2 separate regions of the Homo sapiens genome follow, and region 2 is linked to region 1. Evidence: read pairs that join two places in POLR2A ChIA-PET (ENCODE). Cell type or tissue: GM12878. All regions are shown on one strand.

Region 1 (2,500 bases):
GAGCAAGAAAAACAAAAGAAGGCCAGGCACAGTGGCTCACACCTGTAATTCTAGCACTTTGGAAGGCTAGGATGGGAAGATTGCTTGAGCCTAGAAGTTAGAGACCAGACTGGGCAACATAGGGAGACCCTGTCTCTACAAATAATAAAAACTTTTTCTGAAAAAAGACATCTTTGCATTTCAAGGGTAGACTTTTAAACTTTAGTTTAAAAGTTTAGTTTACTCAGACCAGTACATTTTAAAACTTTTTAGAAGAACCCAAGAGACTGTCTGAGTCGTTTCAAGTTGGGAGTTTTAGCTGATATAGTATACATTTCAACCATGTAGAATCACTTTAAAAAGTTATTAAATAATCTTGGGTTAAAATGGGATATTTTCTTGTTGAACCTTGAGAAACCAAGAGACAGGTTTGGAGATTGGGGCTAGAAGGGACTCCCAGTGCTGATCATGAATGAAATACATTCAAATTATGTAAGTTCCCTTGACCTGGGAGAACATAGCTTCTTTGAAATGACTTTTTTTTTTTTTTTTTTTTTTTTTTTTACATATTAAGACTCAAAAGAAGAGTGGTAACATTCTGCTAATTCTTACAAATTATTTTAAGCCCATGAAACTTAATCAGTGGCTATTTAACTTCTAGCTGATTAGATGAGAACTGATGCCACTTGGTTCTCAGCTAAAGTTTTGTGAAGGGAAGAAGTCTGTTTCACAGACATTACTACTCAAGTATTGACTGACTCAAAGTGATGGAACTGATTTCAAGGAGAGCTGTATGAATGTGACTGACTCGGTGGTACCAATCCAATCCTAGAAAAACTAGACTTTTGAGATGAGTCAAGAGAAACATCTTTGTTTAGGAAAGATGGTATAGGTTTGGTTTTTTTTTTTTTCACTTTAGTTGATAAAAGTAAGAGGTGAATCCATCATTAGGCAAATAGAAAATGGTCTGGAGTTGTATTTATGTATCTGAAAGGACAACATGCTCATTAAAAGAAGGGAAGACGGTGGTAGAAGATAAGCTAAGTTAAGGTAGCAATGAGAGAGAAAATAGAAAAAACAGTAAGAGAACTTGGGATAGTGAGTAGATCTGAAGTTTCTTGATAAACTTCAAACTCTGAAACCTGGTGATCTGAAAGTAGATGAAAATTCTGCCATATTTAGAAAACCCTCAAACCAGTGCTTATGGAACGAGTAAACTCAGATTATCATTCTTACAATTCTGCAAAAATAAAATGGCATTGCTGTCTGCTTTTTCTTGGGCACCTTATTTTAATCATTTTTGCATTGCCCCGTGTGCCTAGCACTCAATTACCTGTTGAATAGTTGTATGAATTAATGTTGAATGTCAGCTTCCCATTAGAATATAGGCTCCCTGAGGGCAAAAATTTTTGTTTTGCTCACGCATTATCTCCAGCATCCAGAACAGTTCCTAGTAAATATCAATTGAGTAAATGACTGAGTGAATAAATAGTTAAGCCATGACTCAAGATTACTGTTTTCACAGCAACTTTATTGACAGTAAAAATGTAAATTAACACTACAATTTATTAGATATTTTATTTTTCTATTCACTCAGTATTGCATTTAAAACTCTTCAAAATTATGTAGTCTCTAATAGGTAGTAAATTGGATTCTGACCTGGGAATTAGGAGTTATTTAATAATGTAATGATTGGCAAGTAGATTGGACAATGAGATATACCCTTTCTAAGCTAATTCATCCACTACTGTTTTCATTAAATTACGAACATAATTTTATGCCAATAATATTGATATTTTAGTGATATTTTAAATCATCATATCAGTTTTTGCAGATTGAATTTACATGTTTTGATGGAAGTTTGTGAACATGGTTTAAGATTCTCTGGGCTGTGACTGCTCATTTTTGTTTTACTGTAAAATTAGTTATATTAAAATATGACTTCTAAAGAGTCATATTTTATATTTCCCTAAAGAGCCTTATATTAATGGCCATAGCTGTCCTTACAAGTAGGGATGTCCATGTAATATGTATGTCATATTAAAATATTGACATGCATTCCCCTAAAGAGCCTTGTATAAATGGCTATCACTGCCTTTATAAGCAGTGAAGCCCAAGTGGCCAGTCCCATTATGAACCTTGTCCCATTACTTCTGTTTGGGGCTACCATTCCAAGCACCTTCCTCCTCTGCTTAGAACAGCTGATTGTGATCACGTAATGGGTTGTGACATCACTGATAATACTAATATATTATTACATAGCAATAAACTAATTATATATATAACATAATTTATACAATATATATAGTAATGAAAGAATTAAGGAAAAGAAAGGGAAAGAAGGAATGAAGAGAGGGAGTGAGTAATAGAATAGAAAAGAAAAAAAATTGTGGTGTTCCCAGTCAGTTGTCAGATATGTTTCAAGGAAGTTGTTAATAAAGTAGAGTACCAAAGTTTGCAGGTGAGGAGAGTTATTTGCAGTTTTTTGTTTAAAATAATTACATTTTTCTATTAAAGCAAT
Region 2 (2,500 bases), 210 kb before region 1:
GATTGACATCGCAAATTAATCTTTATTTGAAATTATCTAAGTAATATATTTTAAGAACATTAAATATTATGTGTAATTTTATATATTATAATTACTTTTATATTGAATCTATATTATTTCTTCATATATGTTGCATATATTTATATATCTTTATATATATATATGTTTTTAACTTTTAGGTTCAGGGGTACATGTGCAGGTTATATAGATAAACTAGTGTCATGAGGGTTTATTGTATAGATTATTTTGTCACCCCAGCACTAAGCCTAATACCCAATATTTATTTTTTCTGCTCTTCTCCTTCCTCTCACCCTCTACCCTCCACCCTCAAGTAGGCCCCAGTGTCTGTTGTTCCTCTCTTTGTATCCACGTGTTCTCATTATTTAACTCCCACTTATAAGTGCAAACATGTGGTATATGCTTTTCTGATCCTGCATTAGTTTGCTAAGGATACTGGCCTCCAGCTCCATCCATGTTCCTGTAAAGGACATGATCTAATCCTTTTTTATGGCTGCATATTATTCCATGGTATATATATACACCACATTTTCATTATCCAGACTACCATTGATGGGCAATTAGGTTGATTCCATGACTTTGCTATCACAAATAGTGCTGCAATGAGCATATACATGCATGTGTCTTTATGATAGAGCAATTTATATTCCCTTGGGTATATACCCAGTAATGGGATTGGTGGGTTGAACGGTAGTTCTTTTTTTAGCTCTTTGAGGGATTGCCACACTGCTTTCCACAATTATTGTAAATAAATACTCCCACCAAAAGTGTATAAGCATTCCCTTTTCTCTGCAACCTCGCCAGCATCTGTTATTGACTTTTTAGTAATAGCCATTCTGACTGGTGTGAGATGGTATCTCATTGTGGTTTTGATTTGCATTTCTCTAATGATCAGTGATATTGAGCTTTTTTTCATGTGCTTGTTGGCTGCATGTATGTTGTCTTTTGAAAAGTATCTGTTCATGTCCTCTGCCCACTTTTTAATGGTTTTTTAAGTTCCTTACAGATGCTGGATATTAGACTTTTGTCAGATCATACTTTGCAAAAATTTCCTCCCATTCTGTAGGTTGTCTGTTTACTCTGTTGATAGATGCTTTTACTCTACAGAAGCTCTTTAGTTTTCTTAGAACCTTCTTACCAATTTTTGCTTTTGTTACGATTGCTCTTGGCATCTTCGTCATGAAATCTTTGCCCATTCCTATGTCCAGAATGATGTTGCTTATGTTGTCTTCCAGGGATTTTACAGTTTTGGGTTTTACATTTAAGTCTTTAGCCCATCTTGAGATGATTTTTGTATATGGTGTAAGGAAGGGGTCTAGTTTCCAGCTTCAGTCTTCTGGATATGGCTAGCCAGTTATCCCAGCACCATTTTTTGAACAGTGAATCCTTTCCCCATTGCTTGTTTTTGTCAGCTTTGTCAAAGATCAGATGGTTGTAGGTTTGTGGCCTTATTTCTGGGCTCTCTATTCTGTTCCATCGGTCTATGTGTCTGTTTTTTTTTTTTTTTTTACCAGTACCATGCTGGTTTTGGTCACTGTAGCCCTATAGCATAGTTTGAAGTTGGGTAGCATGATCCCTCCTGCTTTTTCCTTAGGATTGCTTAGAATTTCCTTGACTATTTGGGCTCTTTCCATATGAATTTTAAAATAGTTTTTTCTGGTTCTGTGAAAAATGTCATTGGGAGTTTGATAGGAATAGCATTGAATCTGTAAATTGCTTTGGGCAGTATGGTTATTTTAATGATATTGATTCTTCCTATCCATGAGCATGGAATGTTTTTCCATTTGTTTGTGTAATCTCTGATTTCTTTGAGCAGTGTTTCATAATTCTCATTGTAGAGATCTTTCAGCTCCCTGGTTAGCTGTATTCCTAGGTATTTTATTCTTTTTGTGGCAATTGTGAATGGGAAAACATTCCTGATTTGGCTTTTGTCTTGTCTGTTGTTGGTATATAAGAATGCTAGTGATTTCTGTACTTGATTCTGTATCCTGAGACCTTGCTGAAGTTGTTTTATCAGCTGAAGGAGGTTTTAGGCTAAGACTCTGGGATTTTCTAGATATAAAAATCCTGTCATCAGCAAACAAAAATAGTTTGACTTCCTCTCTTCCTATTTGGATGCCCTTTATTTCTTTCTCTTGCCTGATTGCCCTGGCCAAAACTTCTATGTTGAAGAGGAGTGGTGAAAGAGGGCATCATTGTCTTCTGCCAGTTTTCAAAGTGATTGCTTCCTGCTTTTGCTCATTCAGTGTGATATTGGCTAAGGGTTTGTCATAGATGGCTCTTATTATTTTGAGGTATGTTATTTTAATACCTAGTTTATTGAGAGTTTTTAACATGAGATTTTACTTTTGTTGAAAGCCTTTTCTGCATCTATTGAAATGACCATGTGGTGTTTTTATTTCTGTTTATGTGATGAATCATGTTTACTGATTTCCATATGTTGAATCAACCTTGCATCCCAGGGATAAAGCCTACTTGATCA

The links. ChIA-PET counts read pairs that join two places held together with the same protein. Peaks named below come from ENCODE experiments on the same cell type or tissue, not always from the same donor. Only the 100,000 strongest peaks of a DNase experiment are listed, where the experiment ranks them.
Region 2: POLR2A ChIA-PET joins it to region 1 with 8 read pairs; 5 of 35 experiments call an interaction of 5 or more read pairs at or near these places.

The regions. Positions count from the first base shown.
Region 1 is chr7:92,821,487-92,823,986 of GRCh38, reverse strand. The region is part of intron 2 of CDK6 (cyclin dependent kinase 6); the gene reads left to right. Among named protein-coding and RNA genes, the nearest start is that of CDK6-AS1, 14 kb to the left of the region's middle. In GM12878, no CTCF peak of the experiment used is centred here; no DNase peak of the experiment used is centred here; H3K27ac peaks cover 1,170 bases.
Region 2 is chr7:93,033,573-93,036,072 of GRCh38, reverse strand. No RefSeq gene overlaps it. Among named protein-coding and RNA genes, the nearest start is that of SAMD9, 83 kb to the left of the region's middle. In GM12878, no CTCF peak of the experiment used is centred here; no DNase peak of the experiment used is centred here.